2 separate regions of the Mus musculus genome follow, and region 1 is linked to region 2. A link is a loop called in an ENCODE intact Hi-C map of the cell type or tissue named here. Cell type or tissue: heart. All regions are shown on one strand. Links, peaks and the distances in the headings refer to the core of each region. The heading gives the core; the rest is flanking DNA.

Evidence for each region. Peaks named below come from ENCODE experiments on the same cell type or tissue, not always from the same donor. Only the 100,000 strongest peaks of a DNase experiment are listed, where the experiment ranks them.
Region 1: a loop joins it to region 2, with 4 times the contacts of the local background. A loop is called at or near these places in 4 of 42 quality-filtered maps.

The regions. Positions count from the first base shown.
Region 1 is chr11:44,579,470-44,591,142 of GRCm38, forward strand. 4930597A21Rik (RIKEN cDNA 4930597A21 gene) reads left to right here and starts at 6,848. Exons shown (of 4, transcript NR_126460.1): 1 at 6,848-6,881; 2 at 7,833-8,008; 3 at 10,365-10,598; 4 at 11,507-11,673. Gm39815 (a long non-coding RNA gene) reads right to left here. Exons shown (of 3, transcript XR_879811.3): 3 at 11,630-11,673. In heart, for the core only: a CTCF peak has its summit at 6,748 (motif pointing right); no DNase peak of the experiment used is centred there.
Region 2 is chr11:45,730,428-45,742,100 of GRCm38, forward strand. The region is part of intron 2 of Gm39816 (a long non-coding RNA gene); the gene reads right to left. Among named protein-coding and RNA genes, the nearest start is that of Gm39816, 17 kb to the right of the region's middle. In heart, for the core only: a CTCF peak has its summit at 6,414 (motif pointing left); a DNase peak (open chromatin) is centred at 6,294; H3K27ac peaks cover 397 bases.

The sequences.
Region 1 (11,673 bases), core at 3,943-8,942, 1.2 Mb before region 2:
GCCTATAGACACATCCCTTTTCTTTAGCATACTTGTATTGTCATACAAAGAACTGATTATTATACAGATACATATTCTAAGTATTCAGCAGCCTCTGGTGACTAATATCAGTTGTTGTTTTGATGAAACTCAGAGTCACCTGGGAGATGGGCCTCTGGGAAGCCTGTGGGAGATTTCTTGATTGGGTTAATTGAAGTGGAACGATCCACCCACCGTGGGTGGCACCATCTCCTAGGCTAGAATCCAGGACTGTATAGCAGAGGAAGTGATCAGAGCACAGACATTCATTGTTTTTTGTTTTGTTTTGTTCTTTTTTTTCCTTTCCTGACTTAGATACAGTGTGACTAGCTGCCTCAAGCTGCTACCACCTTGAGTTCCCTACCATGACAGAGTACCCCTCAAACTGTGTAACAAAATATCCACCTCCCCTTCATTAGGTTGCTTTGTCAGGGTATTTTATCCTAGCAACATGAAAAGTAACTAAAACCCTCTCATAGCAAATGTCGGTCACCAGAATGTTCTACCAAGCTGTTGAGAGGTTAATCATGAGGTCTGTCTCCTGTAGTCTGGAGAGATGGATGCCATTCAGGTCGCCATGGTCCTCACCCACCCTTCTTTGCTCTGTTCTATTACCTGTAACATTTGAATCTGAAAAGTCAGTCTTCCACATGCTTTGGGATTTCTTCTTAGCTTTGTTTGTTTGTTTTTAAAGACAAGGTTTCTCTGTGTAGCCTTGGCTGTCCTGGAACTCACTCTGTAGACCAGGCTGGCCTCGAACTCAGAAATCCACCTGCCTCTGCCTCCCAAGTGCTGGGATTAAAGGCGTGCGCCACCATTGCCTGGCTCTTCTTAGCTTTTTTTGTTTTGAAAAACATCACCGAAACAAAGCCCATGGGAAGATTAAGAGAAAAACAGACAGACAGACAGACAGACAGACAGACAGACAGACAGAAGTTGGCAACAGCTGGGATATCTCCAGGAAAATGATTAAGAATAAGGAGATAATAAACCTGGAAAGAGGATTATGTGTGTGTATGTGCATGTGTGCACACATATGTGACTAACTTCTACAGTTTATTTTCCTTTAGTGGCAATAGCTGTATGTGGCTATTGGCTGCCACATCAGAATTATTAGTCCTGATTATCACAGAGCAGAAATGATTATGGGGTCAGTGTGATTTGATGTTCTGATTTTATTTTTAAATTAAAAAAATGGGAATATTGAGTGTAGTGAAATCCCTTTTGTTCATTTAAAATGTTGGCTCTACTTCTAAAATGCTGCAAAATCCAAACAATACTGGGAAACTTTTGGTGGGATAAACTGTGACTTGCGACCATCTGCGGCTGCCTTCTACCATGGATTCAAGGGCAGCCGAGGGCTAGCCTGGCCTAACTCATCTATTTCATGAAAGCACTGATGTTGGTGAGAATCAGAGGGTACAGTTGCCCTGAAGGGTATGTCAGTTTATTTGCACCAATGAGAGATGGTTGGTTAAATGTTTGTCCCGGCAAAGTGTATGTACATCCTGCCCCACGCTGTCCTGTTCTGTCTCATTATCCTATGGAAGTGCACAGCAGCTGGAGTTCAGCCTGAACCTTCCGGAAAGGAGAAAGAGTACACACATACCAAGGCACAGCCAGGGAACAGCCAGAGGCCCGGAGCTGTTTGCCCATTCTTTATGACAGCCACTAAATCATATGACTATTTAAATACCATTTCAAAAATCAAAACTTCATTTCATCGTCCACCTTAGTCATGTTTCAAGCACCCGGTCCTGATGCTACAGATGCAAGGTACATCCTCCGATTCAGAACACTTCACAGACAAACTAGGGCACGGGCACGAGGGGAGAGAAGGCAAAAGGAAGGAAGCAGGGGGCGGGGTGTAGGGTGGAGATAGTCGGGGCCTTTGAGGTCATGGAGGAACTGGGGTATTGTGTTAGGAAATCTGAGCTTGATGTAGAAGATTGGATTCTTAGGAGGTCCCTGTTGTTTGGTGGAGAATGTAAGGCCTGCAGCCCTTCCAATTGATTGGAAGCTAGGAACTGCTGACGAACTCTGGCAGGCTAGGCAAGAGGTGGGTCAGGTGTTAGTCGTCGTGTATAATAGCGCCACCTACAGAGCAGCTGCTCAGAGCAGCAGCCAGAGAAACTGACTTTTCACAGTGGTTAAATAAGCTGGAAGAGCCGGGCGTGGTGGCACACGCCTTTAATCCCAGCACTGGAGAGGCAGAGGCAGGCGGATTTCTGAGTTCAAGGCCAGCCTGGTCTACAAAGTGAGCCCCAGGACAGCCAGGGCTATAAAGAGAAACCCTGTCTCGGAAAAAAAAAAAAAAAAAAAAAAAAACCCGCTGGAAGATTAAAAATGTAAAGATGTGTGTGTGTGTGTGTGTGTGTGTGTGTGTGTGTGTGTGAGTGTGTGAGTGTGAGTGTGTATATGAGGTCAGTTCTCATCTCCCACCTTGTTTTAGACAGAGTCTCCTGCATCCTTTATGTACCAGGCTTGCAAGCGTCCAGGGATTTTGCTGCCTCTGTCTCCTATCTAAGTGTAAATGATGCACTGGGGTTAAATACACAGGCCAGTACTCTCAGATTTACATGGGTTCAATGTTAGGAAAAATATCAGCTCAGGACCCTCAAGACCAAGTTCTCAGCACAGAGGACATTTATTTACTCTTGAGGGACAGAGGTAGGAATAAGAGACAAATACAGGGGATAGAGGATGAGGGAGAAGGGGAGGGAAAAGGGGGCAGGGGTATTTGTCTCTGAAGGCAAATACAAATACAAAGGACTGCCTCTGGGTAGAATGGAGAGAGATGTGGCACATAGGAAAATGGCAATTTATAAGTGTACAAGGGGAGACCCCATGTTATGACTCTGGCCAGAGTCCCTACATTCTGGAGATCAGAACTCACGGCTTCATGCTTACAACTGCAGTTCTTTACCCATGAAGCCGTCTTCTCAGGGCCCAAATGGTCATTTTAATTCATGACTATTGAATTCTAAGTCCCGGACCATTTTTTCTTTTCTTAAACAATACCTACTCCCTGGAAGCAACAACAAGAACAAGCAATGGAGAACGAGAGTCTCCGGGTGGAGGAGTGGGGTGGGATGGAAGCAGAACACTGAGCCCCATCATGCATTGGTCCCAAACCACCCCAAATGTCGTGTCTGGCCTAGAGACAGGTCAGCCAGCACACTTGCTCCTGTTAACCCTGGGTGGGGGTGATTTAAATGCAGATGATATACCGGACTTACAGGAGGGTAGATTCACTTAAGAGAATGTAACATAAGCCAGTATTTGATGGCCAAATTAGTTCTCTTTTGGACCATCACCCTATATCCCCACATCCAATAAATCCCATTCCCAACTAGTATTCCCTCTTTTTTTAAGGTGGCAAGGATTGCACTTCAGAGCACACTTTAGGTTCGCTCCCAGCTCCCCTTAGTCAAAATAAAAGGCGGGTGGTTGGGTTCAAGGCTAGGACTCTGCCTGGATATCGTCTTCTGTACATCACGATATTATCTGTGTGAGCTTTCATACACATGTGTGTGCCTTTGAGGGATTTTTCAGACAGCCTGGGAATCTCAACTAATAATGTATAATAGATTTCCTTGACTAGCAGGGTAATTCCCTAATGAAAAGAGTCACACTTTACCTCAAACTATTCAGAGTCATGAAAAGAAATTGAGGCTCTGCTGCTTTGAAATTCTCAAGTCTCTAGACACGAGTGTAGTTTTTACCCCTTTATTTTGGTTTGGTTGTTTTCTAACAAAGTATTTTAAAATTCCTTAAAATCTCATTTTTTTTTCCTCATTGGCCAACTTTTATTTTATATAATTTCAAACTTACAGGAAAGTTGCTAAATCCTTACCCACCCTTCAACTGTGGTGGACATCTAGACACATTTGCTTGCTTGCTTTAAAAGAATCCTTTTTGGGGATGTTATGTGTATGAGTGTTTTGCCTGTATGTGTGGTGTGTGTGTGTGTGTGTGTGTGTGTGTGTGTATGTGTGTGTGTGTGTGTGTTGAGAGAGAGAGAGAGAGAGAGAGAGAGAGAGAGAGAGAGAGAGAGAGAGACCGGTGCCCACAGATGCCAAAAGAGGATGCCAGATCCCTTGCAACTGGAGTCACAGGTGCTTCTGGACCCCACGTGGGTGCTGGGAATTGAACCTGGGTTCTCTGCAAGAGCAGCCAGTGCTCATAGCCACAAGCCGTTTCTCCAGTTCTCATATTTGCTTTCTGTTTCTCAACAAAACATACAGAACCTTTTGAGAATAAGTACAAACATAATGTCCCTTTGTCCCTAGTATGTCTGTGAACATTGACTAACACACTATGTGTCCCTTAGGGTCCCCACTTGTATTACAGAACTGTCATAGTCCTGTGATCTTCTTTGCTTAGACTGCTTTCTGATACTTTTATAACTTGCACAACATTAACATTTTTTTGAAGAAAAAAAACCCCAGTGCCGAAATGCAAATCAAAACAACCCTGAGATTCCACCTCACACCAGTGAGAATGGCTAAGATCAAAAATTCAGGTGACAGCAGATGCTGGCGAGGATGTGGAGAAAGAGGAACACTCCTCCATTGTTGGTGGGATTGCAGGCTTGTACAACCACTCTGGAAATCAGTCTGGCGGTTCCTCAGAAAATTGGACATAGTACTACCGGAGGATCCAGCAATACCTCTCCTGGGCATATATCCAGAAGAAGCCCCAACTGGTAAGAAGGACACATGCTCCACTATGTTCATAGCAGCCTTATTTATAATAGCCAGAAACTGGAAAGAACCCAGATGCCCCTCAACAGAGGAATGGATACAGAAAATGTGGTACATCTACACAATGGAGTACTACTCAGCTATTAAAAAGAATGAATTTATGAAATTCCTAGCCAAATGGATGGACCTGGAGAGCATCATCCTGAGTGAGGTAACACAATCACAAAGGAACTCACACAATATGTACTCACTGATAAGTGGATACTAGCCCAAAACCTAGGATACCCACGATATAAGATACAATTTCCTAAACACATGAAACTCAAGAAAAATGAAGACTGAAGTGTGGACACTATGCCCCTCCTTAGAAGTGGGAACAAAACACCCATGGAAGGAGTTACAGAAACAAAGTTTGGAGCTGAGATGAAAGGATGGACCATGTAGAGACTGCCATATCCAGGGATCCACCCCATAATCAGCATCCAAACGCTGACACCATTGCATATACTAGCAAGATTTTATCGAAAGGACCCAGATGTAGCTGTCTCTTGTGAGACTATGCCGGGGCCTAGCAAACACAGAAGTGGATGCTCACAGTCAGCTAATGGATGGATCACAGGGCTCCCAATGGAGGAGCTAGAGAAAGTACCCAAGGAGCTAAAGGGATCTTCAACCCTATAGGTGGAACAACATTATGAACTAACCAGTACCCCTGAGCTCTTGACTCTAGCTGCATATGTATCAAAAGATGGCCTAGTCGGCCATCACTGGAAAGAGAGGCCCATTGGACACGCAGACTTTGTGTGCCCCGGTACAGGGGAACGCCAGGGCCAAAGGGGGGGAGTGGGTGGGTAGGGGAGTGGGGGTGGGTGGGTAAGGGGGACTTTTGTTATAGCATTGGAAATGTAAATGAGCTAAATACCTAATAAAAAATGGAAAAAAAAAAAAAACCCCAGTGCCAATAGACAACTTCCCAATTGAAACTCCATTTTCTTTCTTTCTTTCTTTCTTTCTTTCTTTCTTTCTTTCTTTCTTTCTTTCTTTCTTTCTTTCTTTCTTCCTTCCTTCCTTCCTTCCTTCCTTCCTTTCTCTCTCTCTCTCTCTCTCTCTCTTATTTTCTCTCTCTCTCTCTTTCTTTCTTTCCCTTTTTTCTTTTTTTCTTTCTTTTTTTTGGATAGGCAGGGTTATATTTCAGGACATTTCTCTGGTTCACACTACACTTCCTTTATTCAAAATTAAGCGTGATAGTTGGGGTTAAGGCAAGGGCTCGGCCTGGATACAGGTTGTGTAAAGGTTCAGAGGGCTCGCTTTGTGGCTCAGAGGCAGAGCAATAGCCTCACATGCATGGCACCCTAGTCCAATCTCCACTGCAGCAAATTAGGAAGCTTTAGATATACTCTGTAATTAATGTAGAACTGTAATCTACGTCTGACACTTCAGATACAGATGATGTCATCTATACCTGAGTCAGCTCATGAAATCTAAGACTCTGGATGATGTAAGAATTAATTAATAAAAAATGGGAGTATAGGGAAGGTTCCCTTTTTATGTTAAAATCCTAATGAGTAAAATTAGAGTAAAAAATGACAGCATTAGGTTACTATTTTGCAACTGTTACTTCATTGAGGTTTCAAGCAAAAACATCAGCTTTGCAAACTCGAACATTGTTACTCCATGAATCCCTTATTAATTAGAAGAGAATTCACAGCAGCTTTCTAAGATGGAATCTTGGTGGTCAGGACCACTGTAACCAAACACTCAATATAACCAGTGCCATGACAAGCCTTTGTCATGTGCCTTTTGCTATGATTTGAATATATATATATATATATATATATATATATATATATATATTCTTCAGCATATAATCCTATATGTGGGATTACTGTTCAAGTATATCTCATAACCATAGCAGACAAACTCAAACTAGGGAACAGTGTACAAAAGAATATTTCTGCTTTCATGGTAAGCCTGATTAAATCAAAGGTCTTCTAGACAGGTGCACTACCAAAGATTACCACTAGATGTCACCATGGTCCTGCAGTTTGTTCAGTTTTCCAACTGCCTTTGTGGGTGCATCCGTTGTTCTTGGATTCTTAAAGCAGATACATTTAAGCAATTCTAACACACACAGACTTGGAAAGACCTACAAATTAAGTAAGGTTAGAGGTAATGGAGGTGGAGAACGAAGTTTTAGATTAAGTTTGTGTCTACCATTTCATACTGTGGACTGGGTGATTCCTGCTGACCCCCAGGCCCTGGTTTCCTTATGTGTAAAATGATTAGGGTAAGCTTTAAGGTAGGGATTAGGGTAGCCTTTAAGCTGATATTTTCTGATTGAAAGTGTTTCAGTGTTCTTACGAGAAATTTTTCTCTGGACCACTCTGGACCCATTACTGTTTACTCTGTCAGCCTGCCCCTCCCTCTGCCCCACACCCCCTTATTTTTTTTTAAATTAGATATTTTCTTTATTTAAATTTCAAATGTTATCCCCTTTCCTGGTTTCCTCTCCCAAAACATCCTCTCCCCCTCCCCCCTCCCCCTGCTCACCAACCCACCCACTCCTGCTTCCTGGCCCTGGCATTCCCCTATACTGGGGCATAGAGCCTTTACAGGACCAAGGGCCTATCCTCCCATTGATGACCGACCAGGCCATCCTCTGCTACATATGCAACTAGGGCCATGAGTCCCACCATGTGTTTTCTTTGATTGGTGGTTTAATCCCAGGGAGCTCTGGGGGTACTGGTTAATTCATATTGTTGCTCCTTCTATGAGGCTGCAAAACACTTCAGCTCCTTGGGTACTTTCTCAAGCTCCTTCATTGAGGACCCTGTGCTCCGTCCAATGGATGACTGTGAGCATCCACTTCTGTATTTGTCAGGCACTGGCAAAGCCTCACAGCAGACAGCTATATCAGGCTCCTATCAGCAAGCTCTTGTTGGCTTCCACAATAGTGTCTGGGTTTGGTGATTGTATATGGGATGGACCTCCAGGCCCACACCCCCTTATTTATCTCATTTGTGTTTATCTCTGTTTATGTAAATGGAAGTAAAGAGATCTCAATAATGTTACAATCACAAATGTAAACCTTTTCCCTTGCATAAGTAGAAGGTACCCAGAGGGAATAACTTAGAGACTGTAGATATGATCCAGTGGATCAGCCAGGCAAGAGGACTGGCTGCCAGTAATTCCAGAACCCGGGACGTAAAGATCCCCTTGGCAAGTTGGCTAGTGAGACTAGCCAGAATTGGAGACCTTTAGGGTTAAAGAGAGACCCTGCCTCCGTAAGTAAGGGGGGATTGATTGAAGAAGACATTTGCCTTCAACTCTGGACTACCACATTCATGCGCACACACATGCACACATGCACCACCATACATGTGCAGCCACACATATGTGACCATGAAAATATAAACACATACTGGCTCCACACATATGTATAAATACACACCCCTCCATATATATATTAGAGTGGGGTAATTAAATCTGACCTAGGTACTATGTGCTGAAGGTCAGGGCCTGGCACTTGCTGTGTTTTTGTCCTGTGTTTAGAGTTACAGAGTATTAAAGAATACTTACAGACAGACTAACCCTGAGACTTTCCTTAGGCAGATGGCAAGAAAGTGGAGACTGAAGATCTTTCTCTTAGGACAGTTCAGGATCACTGAATACTGTAGCCACAAGACAGATCACAGCGCTGCATACACCAATCACAGTGCTGCATACTCTGATTAGCGTTCTATGTGCTGATGGCAGTGTGTTATTCACTGATCACAATACTTCATGTATTCATTACAGCGCTTTATACTCCAATCACAGTGCTTCATACATTGATCACAGCATGCCACATGCTTATCTCAGAGCTTATACACCATCGCAGACCACATCAAGGCTTCACTGAATTGTCCTTCCCAGTTCTCTTGTCTTCCTCCTTCCCTCCCCCTCCTTCCTCACCTAACTCCTTTTTTTCCTCCCCTCCACTCCTTCTTTCCTCCATAATTTTCAGTGTTTTTGGTATATATGGGAAGATGTGATTAGAAGCAGTACATTATTAATCATGTCCCTCCATCTCTACTCAATCCATATTTTGCTTTAGTTTGGTATCCGTCTTGGTGTTGTGTTGCTTTGATTTCCTTTCATGGTTATGGTGATGTGTGTTTGTCATCCGTCTTCTGCTATTTAAAGTGCCCACTCCTCTGTCTACACAGAAGATATATAGCCCTCGCTGTCAGTGTCAAGCAATTATACGCCACCAAATGGCCTGTGATTTGGCATCTCCTCCTGATAAAGGCTTACGACAGATAGGACGAAGCAGAGGTCAGGAGTTCCGCTGAGTACAACCTGAGGAGATTCTTCAAATTGCTTGACTTTCATTCGAGTCCCCCAGGACACCATCAGAAAACTGGTCCCCCTCGATTCTGGTTGCAAAGCTTTTCTTCTTGAGTCTTCAGAGAGATTCTGAGTGAAGGTTTGGGAGGCCGAGCCACCGAATTGCACTCTTAACCCCCAACATCGGCTCAGCCCTTTCCAGCCTTGAGTAATTGGTTATAGTTACTCATTTGCTGGCCACAATTAGCATAGCAAATTATTGGAGCAGAGACAATTTCTTAGCTACCCCAGGTTACTAAATAATTTAAAGAGGGGGAAGACAATGGATTCCCATCAAATATGCTGTGTTTTCTTTATGCCATTAAGAAACACCATTCTAAGGTAAGAAATGTGATACAGCAATGATTTTCTGGTTTTATAAAAGTGACTTTTTAAAACCCGTATTCTCTCCCAGCCCGATGGGTTTAGCAAAGCTGAGAGGAGGGTCTTCCTGTTCAACAAAACAGCATGTTTTCCCTCTAGCTAGAGATATAAAGAAATGGGGGCTTCTTTGCAGAAGAAATTTTCTGCAAAACGGTTGATTGTAAATGAGCAAGAACGTTTTCCTATCTTGAATTCCACACTCAATCCACTCTCCTTCATGTCCTGAATTAGGTGGAGAGCCCCAAGTTTCCCCCGCCCCCAGCCTCATCGCCAAATTTACACGTGCAGGAGTAGATACCAGGGTTCATCCGAGGCACTGAACATGGAAATAAAAATGTAAGCCCAGTGGTAGGTAGGCAGAAACAGGAGAATCTGTGTGAGTTCAAAGGCATCCTGGGGCCACATAATGAGTTTCAGATCAACTTGGGGGTACAGCGTGAGGCCTCATCCCACAAAAAAACCAAGCCAAGCCAAACCAAGCCAAGCCAAGCCAAGCCAAGCCAAACCAAACCAAACCAAACCAAACCAAACCAAAACAAAACAAAACAAAACAAAACAAACCAAACCAAAACAAAACAAAAACCACCAAGACCAGGGCTGAAGAGATGACTCATTCATTGGTTAAGGTCGCCTGTTGCTCTTGTAGAGAACAGAGTTCTGTTCCCAGCACTGAGAAAGTGGTTCATAGCCACCATTATTGCTGGCCTCTGAAGGCACATAGACACACAGGAACACACACACACACACACGCATGCACACACACACATATGCACACACATGCACACATATGCACACACATGTACACAGTGTACACAGACAGGCACACACTGGTACACACACATATAAATGAATAATAAAATAAATCTTGAAAAATCCATTCCCTAACAGAAGTGTTTTCTAGCAGAAAACATATTAAGCTCTTATGAAGAATTCTTCAGGCTTCCTTGGGTCCAGTTTGTTACTGAAGAGGAGCCATGTTAAGACTTCACGACCCTCCTTGTATTCCTGGTTCCTACCCCTGCCCAACACCTTGACTCCAGCAATTCGTTATGGATGGACATCGTCTTCATAGGGGACAGCCTTCCTGGCAACACCCCTTGCAGGGGTCCTCTGAACATCACTGTAAGTTCTACTGAGCTTGTTTGTGGAATCCCGTCTCTGCCAGCCTGCCTGCTCACACTGTGGAGCCCTGCAGGGTCTCTGCAGTGCATCTGTGTCGATGGCTTCTGAGGAGGAAGATTAGATTTGTCTTTATCCGAGAACCTCAGCACTGATGGAGAGTCTAAAGGTCCCATCATCATCTCATTGCGGGCCAGTTCCCTGCCATATCGGCTTGCTGTGTTGCAAGGAACAGAAACCAGCCTTGAGCCGGTGAACTGGGAAGGGTATCAGTGTTATGGAGGAAATTAAATAGCTACAAACCAGACTGAGGAGCTCAAGCCCCAGAGAGAGCTGGACAATTACTCATGCCAGCCCTCCAACAGGATATTTATGGACTTTAAACCCACCAGGCAATTCTCTGGGCAGCACACCAACATTTCACACCCTCAGGCAAAAATGCTATGCTAGGTGACTTGGGGTGGTCCCCAAATCCTACAGTCAGTCAGATTACCCCTCCCCTCCCCCATAGAAACAGCGAGGTTGCCATAGAAGCACCCACTTTGCCCAGTCTTCCCAACCACACCCTGCTGCAGAGAGGTGTTTTAAGGCTGGGGTTGGGAGCCGGGATCTGTGTGGCCCATCTTAGGTCAGACGACTTCAGCCGGAGGCATTATGCTGACAGCAAAGATTAGCATGAGAGGAATACCAACTCGAGTGATAGGGACTGTGTGCACTCTTCAGGGGCTCTGGACAAGTTCTGGCAGTTGCAAAGCCATCTTTCCCTGAGGAGAATTTAGCTTCCCGTGTTTTTTGTTTGTTTGTTTGTTTTCTCTGATGGTTAGTCCTTGCTCCATATTCCAAAGGGCATTACAAGGGGGATCCTCTGGGGGTTCTTAAGTCAGCATGCCAATTTCTGCTTCCTCTTTCAGGGGTTCCAGGATCTGATTCGCTATTTTCTCTGCTTGGGATGCTCTCATCCCAGTCTTTACATACAATGATTTGGGCATCTTCAGAGATGAAGAAGAAACTAGAGTTCTGGCTTCAGAAGGAGACTCTGCCTCAATATACAAAGGGAAGAGCCATTGAAGAATTCACC
Region 2 (11,673 bases), core at 3,402-8,401:
AAAAACTGCATGGTACTGGTATAGAGACAGACAAGTGGACCAATGGAATAGAATTGAAGACCCAGAAATGAACCCACACACCTATGGTCACTTGATCTTCGACAAGGGAGCCAAAACCATCCAGTGGAAGAAAGACAGCATTTTCAACAATTGGTGCTGGCACAACTGGTTGTTATCATGTAGAAGAATGCGAATCGATCCATACTTATCTCCTTGTACTAAGGTCAAATCTAAGTGGATCAAGGAACTTCACATAAAACCAGAGACACTGAAACTTATAGAGGAGAAAGTGGGGAAAAGCCTTGAAGATATGGGCACAGGGGAAAAATTCCTGAACAGAACAGCAATGGCTTGTGCTGTAAGATCGAGAATTGACAAATGGGACCTAATGAAACTCCAAAGTTTCTGCAAGGCAAAAGACACTGTCTATAAGACAAAAAGACCACCAACAGACTGGGAAAGGATCTTTACCTATCCTAAATCAGATAGGGGACTAATATCCAACATATATAAAGAACTCAAGAAGGTGGACCTCAGAAAATCAAATAACCCCCTTAAAAAATGGGGCTCAGAACTGAACAAAGAATTCTCACCTGAGGAATACCGAATGGCAGAGAAGCACCTGAAAAAATGTTCAACATCCTTAATCATCAGGGAAATGCAAATCAAAACAACCCTGAGATTCCACCTCACACCAGTGAGAATGGCTAAGATCAAAAATTCAGGTGACAGCAGATGCTGGCGAGGATGTGGAGAAAGAGGAACACTCCTCCATTGTTGGTGGAATTGCAGGCTTGTACAACCACTCTGGAAATCAGTCTGGCGGTTCCTCAGAAAATTGGACATAGTACTACCGGAGGATCCAGCAATACCTCTCCTGGGCATATATCCAGAAGAAGCCCCAACTGGTAAGAAGGACACATGCTCCACTATGTTCATAGCAGCCTTATTTATAATAGCCAGAAACTGGAAAGAACCCAGATGCCCCTCAACAGAGGAATGGATACAGAAAATGTGGTACATCTACACAATGGAGTACTACTCAGCTATTAAAAAGAATGAATTTATGAAATTCCTAGCCAAATGGATGGACCTGGAGAGCATCATCCTGAGTGAGGTAACACAATCACAAAGGAACTCACACAATATGTACTCACTGATAAGTGGATACTAGCCCAAAACCTAGGATACCCACGATATAAGATACAATTTCCTAAACACATGAAACTCAAGAAAAATGAAGACTGAAGTGTGGACACTATGCCCCTCCTTAGAAGTGGGAACAAAACACCCATGGAAGGAGTTACAGAAACAAAGTTTGGAGCTGAGATGAAAGGATGGACCATGTAGAGACTGCCATATCCAGGGATCCACCCCATAATCAGCATCCAAACGCTGACACCATTGCATATACTAGCAAGATTTTATCGAAAGGACCCAGATGTAGCTGTCTCTTGTGAGACTATGCCGGGGCCTAGCAAACACAGAAGTGGATGCTCACAGTCAGCTAATGGATGGATCACAGGGCTCCCAATGGAGGAGCTAGAGAAAGTACCCAAGGAGCTAAAGGGATCTTCAACCCTATAGGTGGAACAACATTATGAACTAACCAGTACCCCTGAGCTCTTGACTCTAGCTGCATATGTATCAAAAGATGGCCTAGTCGGCCATCACTGGAAAGAGAGGCCCATTGGACACGCAGACTTTGTGTGCCCCGGTACAGGGGAACACCAGGGCCAAAGGGGGGGAGTGGGTGGGTAGGGGAGTGGGGGTGGGTGGGTAAGGGGGACTTTTGGTATAGCATTGGAAATGTAAATGAGCTAAATACCTAATAAAAAATGGAAAAAAAATATAAGAGAAAAAAAAAAAAAAGAAAATACTATGGAACTACAAAAAAAAAAAAAAAAAAAAAAAACTTTTGTGTTAAAATAATAAAAGTGATGAGGGCAAATTAGCCCTGACATATATGAAAATATAAAATTACATTAATTAAAGCAACATAATACAGGGCCATAAATACACATGCTGGTGGAACCTAAAAATATATTGAAACTTAATATATGCTAAAGAAGTATTATTTCTAAAATGTCATACACACAATGGGTCGCCATTTAGAGGGGAAAAATCAAATCCACTCCTCTAACTATAAGGCAAAATAAATCACAGATGTAACAAATATTTAGATGTAAAATATGATAACCACAAAACTCTTCTAGAAAACAGTGAAAGAGATTCTTGTCTAGTCTTAGAGTTGGGCGGGGAAGGCCTCCTAACTAAGGCATGTGAGTCAGAAGTCAGTGAAGAAAACCACTTTTGGTTTGGTTTGAGACAAAATGTACATAGCACAGGCTGGAATGGAACTTGCCATCCTCCTGTCTCTATCTCCAAAGCACTGGGATTATAAGTGTGCACCAACACACTCAGATATAAAAAAAAAAAAAAACTCTTAAATTTGAATACACACACACACACACACACACACACACACACACACGAGAAAAAAATTAAATCTTTCACAACAAAGACTTTCACAGGCAAACTAGAGATTACATGATGAGTAAAACAAGAATCCACTTCGTAGCACATAAAGACCGCCACCAACACCTTAATGGATACAAACAAATGGTCCAGAAAACAGCAAGCTAAAGAGTCTTAAAACTTCTGTTGGGTGTGCTGAGCATCTTCCTTAATCCCAGCACTAGGGAGGTAGAAGCAGGCAGATCTCTGAGTTCTAGCCTCTGGAGTAAGTTCTAGGACACCCAGGGTTACCCAGAAAAACCCTAACTCAAAACACCCTGAGCCAAATTAAAAAGATTTTACCAATTTCATTTATTTTAAAAAAAACTCAATTTGTTTCCTTTTGTGCAGCCTTGGCTATCTTAGAACTCACTGTGTAGACCAGGCTGGCCTCAGACTCCGAGATCTGCCTGCCTTTTCCTTCTGAGTGCTAGGATTAAGGGTGTGGCCCATCAGTACCCAGCAGAAGGCTCAATCTTAATATAAGTATGGTTAAAGCTATAATGAAATGTCACTTTTTCATCTATCAAAGTGTGCACACATAGAAGCTTCATTTGTTTCTTGGTCTGAGACAAAGTCTTACTCTGCCAGAGTCACCTCCAACTCTGCATCCTCCTGCCCCAGCTTCAAGAGTTCTGGGACTATTGGTGTGTGTCAGCACATCATAATCTACCCACACAAGTTTGATATTCTGTGTTGCTAAGGATGCTGTGCAGCAGGTAACCTCATACATCGCTAGCATAAGTACAGAAAGCAATACTGACTGACGTTCTAAGTGTATGCACTGCGGGCAGTTCAAAAGCCCTGGTGTTACAAAAGTCAGCAAACTTTTCCTATGAAGGTCCAAAAAATAAATCCTTCACAATGTGGAGCCGTTGTGGTCTCTGTTCCAACAATTCTGCTGTCACTGTAGTGTGAAGTTAGCCCCCGATGTCAGATGTATGTCTGGGCATGCTGTGGTCTAATAAAAACGCTTATAATACAGACTGTAGATGGACATGGCCTAAGGGTCCTAGTTTATCAGCTCCACACTAGGATGCAGTAGGTACCGCAAGGGTAAGTACTTCCTCACTGTGACACAGACCACAGGCTCTCTCCAGTTACTTTCCTATAGTAAAACCCGTATGGCTAGTAAATGGATGTGAACACAGACTTGGGAGTCAAGGGTTGCATTTTGAAGCCCTCTTTGATGTTCGTGAGCCATTTAGCCAAATGTCTCCTCCCGGTCTGTAACACGAGCTGCATGTCCAACTTCTCGCTCATGTGCTGAAGGAAACTCTGTTGCTGCTACTCTGTTCTTTCTTCCATCCTCGATGAGTAAAGACAGCGACCAGGATGAAGTCACACACACTGTACACATAATGATGAAGCTGCCATCAGCCAGGATCCCCTGAATGATCTGAGTAGCACAGAGTGACTGAGCCCTACAAATACTAAAGAGTGTTTCAAATTTGACCAGAGGGGAGAGTCTTTTTTTTTTCTTAATAACCTCCTGAGAAGTTAGCGTTCCTGATAGAATGCTTAAGCAATTTTCTGTGAACTTTAACAGGATTAAGGTTTGCTCTGGGAAGCCAATTACCCACATGTCCAATTACCCACACACACAATTGCCAACTGTCAGTCAAGGTTCTACTGACCCTTAGCCAGACTTTCCGTTCTACATCTGACAATGATCATCTATCCACACTCTCCCTACCCCATAAAATGTCCCTGCCAAGTGTGAATCCGGGGAAGGGGCCACCCAGGTCATTTTGCTTATACTCTTAATTCTGATACGACTTTGGTACGTGCTTCCAAAGTTTTCTGCCGTCTTTTGGAATGCCTGGAACCCACAGCACAATCAGAAATAAATTCATTTCTCTTGGTGTCATTGAGATTTTTTTTTTATCTATTGCCTCAGCTAAATAAATCTACCATGCTAGATTCACACTTTAGAAACGTGCTTGAATTTGCTAACTGCTCACTAGGTGCTGAAGCCTACACTAAACACTTCCCATATATTAGCTGACAGACAACACTTCCCCACAGTGAAGATCCCATAACTAGGGCTGGTTACCCAAGCAGGAAGTGGCTCCACTTATGAGAGAGGTCATAGCAGCAATGACAATACCAGCCAGCATTTCCAGGATGCTCACAGTATGCCAAGCACCAGAACGAAACTCTTTAAACATTATTATTTGTAACCTCACAAAGATGCTCTTAAAAAAAAAAAGTTTAACCACTAGCGGTAAATTAATCTCTGGTAGGTTAATACACTCCATTTAGAAAAGACAAGAAAACCAAACGCTTTCCTAAGACAAATTTCTAATAATAAAGCTCAACCCAGTTCTCTTGCTTAGGGACAGAGAGAGAACATGAAGCTACTCTTAAAGGGGACATGATTTCCCAGGGGCACATTAGCACCATTGGATCAGAACTGGTGGGAGGATTTTTTTATACACACTTTCTAAGGAGAAATATTCTTAAAGACTGAGAAATACACGCATGCATACATGCATACACACACACATGCACACAGATGCACACACACACACGCACGCGCACACACGCTGGTTAGAGCCCTCTCAGGGATCCTTCAGGAGACAAAGCTTTGAATGTTCACTTCAAGATGCAATGCCCCTGCTCTTTGAACAAAGAAATCATCTCATATTGCCTCTGAAGACTTGGCTTGGTTTAAACTAACCTCAAATTATAGACATAGGAGGGAGAATTAGATTTTGATTTAAGGAACAGAACAGGCTGAATCGGAATGTTTTTGTAATCTTTCTCAAAGGGGATTAGAAGGTCTGGTGTATGCCTATTGGACCTCAGTGCGGCTGGATAGGTATTTTTGCTGGTTTTGTCTTGTTTTGTTTTGACTTGATTTATAGTCTAGGCTGACCTGGAACTTACTATATATCTCAAGTTGACCACAAACTCCCCCCTGAATATTAGAATTGCAATCTAGAATTACAGGGGTGCACTGCCATTCCTGACTTCCTCTGGTTTTCATGGGGGGCGGGAAAGGGGGGGGAGTTGGTAGGATTGGTTCCGTCTCATGGAACTTCGGAGTCAGGGGACATAGAAGAGGTCTCACATGAGACATCTGTATGACTGCAGATTGTTAAGTAAGTGAGTCGACACTGGAGAATTCTAAGGGCAGGAAATTTAGGACACCTGGAGCCTCTGAGTTCCTTGCTACCAGAAGGAAGAATCAATCCTTTGACACTGCAGTGTTGTCTGAGGTCATACCTCTATTTGCAGAGCGCTCCTCCAAAGGTTGCTGACAGAGTAACTGTGGAGTGATTAAGGACAGTCACTCTAAAGACATGCAGGGTTTCATGTTACCCTTCACTAAAATATAAGCCTTGAAAATGTGGCTTTGAACACACTCAGATATTTTTCTCTTCCCTATGGCAAATGTAATGAGACTATCTAATATAGGACTTGTTGAATGACTGAATTTATGTCTTGTACCTAATATTGGCATCATATCTGTGTTTGCCAACACCATTTAGTAGTTCTATTTAGCCAGAGCATCTTCAGTCATATCACACTATAGGCAGGATAGACAACAATCCTTGGGAGGCCCTGACACTGTCTTCTTGGAAGAATGCTCTCTATAAAAGGAAGGTCAAAACCCTGTGTGTGAGTGCACAGATCTGAGAATGGCCTTCCAGCAGACTCCTGGGTAGGCTTATACCCCAGGATGTAGCAGAGCCCAGGGACACAGAGACACGCTCAGATCTGCAGTCTTGGCACCCAGAGCTCTGAACATCCCTGACCTATGGTCCCTAGAGGACCACCCTGACTTTTGCAGAGATAGAAACAGCCTCTCTCTGGCACAGACTCCCAGATATAGGAGCCTCATTGGGCTAAGTCAGAATACAGCTTCAACAGCGACACCCTCTGGCAGCTAGAAGAAAAAGGCAGAATTCACAAATAACTCTCAGGTCAGAATTCTCAAGAGAAAGGTGTTTTCAGTCCCGATAGGTGAAGACCAGATTGGGTAAATGTTGGGAAACTAAATCTATTGATCTGCCTATTTCACAAATAATTATTCAAGATTTATCATGTGAAAGCCACCATTCAAAATACATAGGAAATCGCAGCAAGCCAGCTATCCAAAAATGTGTGACTATGATTCTATTGTTTGGTTATAGAGGAGCTCATCGAAGCCACTAGACAAAATTAAATTGTAATGTCAAGTTCTCTTTCATGTTCTTATCTCAGCATGCAACTTAACCCTGACCCTGACATGGGGAAACTCACACATGAGGTTGGCTATCCTCTGCCAAAAACTGGTCTCTTTGGTCTAACGAGTGACTGTAATTCTCCCAAGGAGAATACTCACCAGGGTTCAGACTGTACAAATGCAGTAGTCCCTACTGGCATGCAAATGGCCTTGTACACAGGACACACCATGTTACTGTCACTCACCAACATCTCTGTGTAACAGAAACAGTGAAGGAAAAAAATCTAAAGAGAGAAAAATCTAAGGGGTGGCCTTCAGAAAGATTGTGGTGAAATAATGTGGCATAGCATGGGGGAGAAAGCATGACAGTGTGGAGACCAAGAGGCATAGTGGGAGGACCAAGAGGCATAGTAGGAAGTGCAAGCGTCCTGCCAAGACATTAAAGAAAAGTGTAGAGAGACACAAAACCAGTTTTTCTTTTTTCAGAGTCACTGAAAGGAGAGACTAGAAGACTGTATGGTGATCAATAATGATTCAAATGACATCTCCCATTAAGACTACATGATTTAGGGGCTGGAAAGATGGCTCAATGGTTAGGAACACTGGCTGCTCTTCCAGAAGACCCAGAACTCAAACAGCCACTCACAACTGTCTGTAAAACTCCAGTTCCAGGGGATCCAACAGCCTCTTCTGGCTTCCACAATCAATGTAAATACAAGATAAACAGGTTTACATGCAGGCAAGATGCTCAGACCCATAGAAACAAAATTATTTTCTTTTTAGAAAAATGACTATGCACTTTAAAAATCCTTATTTTTACAAACACCTGAACCCATAAAAATGGGGATTCACTTTTTTTTTTCAGTAGGCAAAGTGGTTAACAAAATGGAGACAGTCTTTATTCAGCAGAGGAAGCTAACAGCTCTCAGTGAGGTTCTAATGAGTGAAAACTACAAGAAGCTTGGTAGGGTTCTGTTTCTTTCTGCAACAGTGTCTAACCTCTAACTCACAATCCTCCTGCCTCAGCCTCCCTTCACCATGTGCTAACTCCAAAGCTCTGGTTGTAAAAATACCTCTGAGAGGTACAGGAAAATGATCCAGAGATAATCCCAAGGTTTGGTCTAGCCAGCTGGGGTGTGAAAAACACATACAGTGTGGCCTAGATAACAGAGTTGCAAGATCTGTCTGAAGTAAGGGAGGGCGCAGCTGGCAGAGGACAGAGTGGGATGGGAGGTCTGTTAGCTGCCTCCTATGTGGTGTGTGCTATAAATCACGTCTAGTATCTCGTGAATTCAGTGTGTGTGTGTGTGTGTGTGTGTGTGTGTGTGTGTGTATTTAAGTGTTTTTGCATTCGTGTTCATGGACCTTAGGAAATAGTATAAGCACCAGCCCCACCACGGGAGGCAGGCAGCATCTGGGTTTCAGTTATTCAATGTTTGAAGAGCTACTCTTTGGGTTTCGGTAGTTTCTTAGGTTGGTTGGTTTTGGTTTTGGTTTGTTTATTTCAGTTTTGGGTTTTGGTTTTGGTTTTGAAAGTATAACAACGTAAAAACAGAATTCTAGGCCTTTAGGCCCAGGCTTGGGAATGTGGCCTTTGTAAAGGTATGCTAATCATAAAAAAGATAGCGACATTCCTCTACCCACCCGCTTCCTGGGTTCAAAGAGTGCTCATTCAAAGAAAGTCACCCTGGCCATTACCAGAACCTGCAATGCAAATGTGCTATTGTTAGAGGCTCTTAGAAGCTGTCTTGAGAGTTAACAATTACCAGGTATTCCTTGTGACTCTTGTAACTTTACACTTCCTTGTGACTCTTAACTGGTATCTTTGGTATCTTCCAACAACGCCCTCCCCACTTCCTTGAGTTTCGGTTTCTTCCTTTAAATACCCCCTTACCCAGCTACTCGCCACGGTCCTCTACCCCTGCGTGGTGTATGACCATGGGCCCGAGAGCGCTCTTGAATAAAAATCCTCTTGCAATTTGCAGCAAGACCTGTTTCTTGTGGGTGATTTTGGGGTGTCGCCTCTCCTGAGTCAGAACGTGGGGGAGCCCTCACATTGTGGGTCTTTCAGTTTCAAAACAGCATTTCTCTGTGTATCCCTGGCTGTTTTGGAACTGACTCACTCTGTAGACCAGGCTGGTCTCAAACTCAGAGATCCAAGCATTCACCACACCGCCTAGCTGGGGTTTTGGTTTGGTTTGGGTGTTTTGGTGTTTGTTTGTTTGTTTGTTTGTTTGTTTTGTAATGTAATAAAAAGGTTTTGATATCCAAGGATTTTGTGGAACAATAATTAATCACCATTGTATATTCAAACATTGGGCCCCTGCCAGCTGGAAATGAAGATCATAAGTTCCTATTTATAATATGGATGTGACTATACCTGGCAAGTCTAAAGAACTACACCAATATCACCTCTAACAGGGATGAAAAGATTGAAGGAACCTGGCTGAGAAACACGTGCAAACCACAGAGCCTGGAATCCTGAGCTTCCCAACAGGACACTCCATAGACTCCAGCTCTCAGCAGGCTGCAGAGGTAGCATTGGGTGGCACTACTCCTTTCTCTACCTTTCAAATTCTGGCCAAGTGAACTTTCAAACTCAGCAGTTAAAAAAAAAAAAAAAAAAAAAGCAGAGTGTTCTCAAAGAATCCCTGGAAGACTCTTTCTCACCATGCGCACTGCTAACATAGTTCATCCAAAGAGCGTTCGTGATAAGTTGAATTTGAATACAGTTTCTTGGAAAAGAATCCAACTCATAAAGATACAGTCTCACAGATTCAAGAAGCACATCCTCACATCCTCCTTAAGTTATCATTTCTACAGGATTTGACGCCCTTAAGAGCTCCACTCTTAGTCCAAGATGGACCAGCAGCAGCAGCCACTCACTTACACTGAAGGGCTAATGGACGAAGGCATCCAATATGGTTTTGTGGCTTTTCCTTTCCACAAACATGCTTATGACTTGGTCAGTCAATTATCCCCCTGACTCCTATATCCATTTACAGTAATTCCTATTACAAGGGGGTCCACCTCTTGCACTAATGGCAGCTTCAATGATTAGCTCAAGGTCCCTCACTACTATGTTTAGCTACTCTGTGTCAGACCTTCAGGACCTCTCTTAGTGCCATGGGAAAAAAATAGATCCTTGAGGAGCTATAATTGCTACCATTACTCCTCCCACATCCACCTCAGAAGCAGACAGAAATCAACATGGGTGACAGCCAGCAAATGAATGCTGGGAACAATGGCTTCTGTTGCTTTGTCTATGAGGCATGTGCTGCACACAATGGGATTTATTCAGCACCAGGCCTGTCCTAATTATATTTTTCCCTAGTAATATTTTTTTCACTGATTTAAATCATTTCGTCCAGGCTGCTGTCCCAGACTACAAAACAGACACAGCCACTACAAACTACATTATAATAGATGGTTCTATCATCACATAGAATTCTTTGTGTCACCTTCTTTCAGTGGGATAATCCCAATTCATGAGAGCTAGAAGATGAACATCCAACAAGGATGAAGGAAGAGCCCAAAATATGTCATATACAAGATAGAAGGGGGAAAATAATATGAAATTATACCAGAGCTTAATGCAAGAGATATGGCTAGTGGTGGGTTCCCTCTCCACCAATCCTGACTTCTAAAACCTAAAAGCAGGGTGGGGATGGAGAAGAGAAGGGAAATTAAAAGTAGAATTCCCACCTTGATGCTCAAAGTGTAGCCCACAGACAGCAGCAGTGGTGTTACCTAAGAGCATGTTAGAAACACAGAATCTCGGGCCACATTCAGATCTATGGAGTCAGAGATGCATCTGATAGAAATAAAATGCAGGTTAATAAAGGGAGCTAACATGAGATCTCCCTTCAGAAGAACTTTAATAGGAGGGAGAGACTGGTGACCATAGGAGCCATGGTCAGTCTCAAAGTGGGAGAGCATTGTCAGGGATGGAGTACCATACCACAAGGAGCGTGATGGGGCTTGAAGAAAGAGGGAGAGAGCCAGGCCCCCAAAATGAATGCAGGATTTCTGACTCATAAGTTCCCTAGAGTGGGTAGGCAAGCTTCCCACCAAGTGACCCCAGCCTACATGACTCCTGACTTGGAGGCAGCGTACACTAGAGGAAACGTAGTTTAAAGTTGCTACTCAGCTATTAAAAACAATGGATTTATTAAATTCTTGGACAAATGGATGTATCTAGAGGATATCATCCTTAGTGAGGTAACCCAATCACAAAAGAAGTCATTAGTTATGCACTCACTGATAAGTGGATATTACCCCAGAAACATAGAACACCCAGGATACAATTTGCAAAACACAAGAAAATCAAGAAGAGGGAAGACCAATGGGTGGATACTTCATTCCTCCTTAGAATAGGGAACAAAATACCCATGAAAGGAGTTACAGAGACAAAGTTTGGAGCTAAGACGAAAGGATGGACTATCCAGAGAATACCCCACCCAGGGATCCATCCCATAATCAGCCACCAAACCCATACACTATTGCATATGCCAGAAAGATTTTGCTGAAGGGACCCTGGTATAGCTGTCTCGTATGAGGCTATGCCAGTGCCTGGCAAATACAGAAGTGGATGCTCACAGTCATCTATAAGATGGAACACAGGATCCCCAAAGGAGAAGCTAGAGAAAGCACCCAAGGAGCTGAAGGGGTCTGCAAACACTATAGGTGGAATAACAATATGAACTAACCAGTACCCGGGAGCTCTTGTCTTTAGCTGCATATGTAGCAAAAGATGGCCTAGTCAGCCATCATTGGGAAGAGAGGCCCCTTGGTATTGCAAACTTATGCCCCTGTACAGGGGAATGCCAGGGCCAAGAAGCAGAAGTGGGTGGGTAGGGGAGCAGGGCAGAAGGAGAGTATAGGGAACTTTCAGGATAGCATTTGAAATATATATATTATAAAGAAAATATCTAATAAAAAAAAAACTGCCTTTGTCTTGGGCAGCAGAGTGGGAAAGGAGA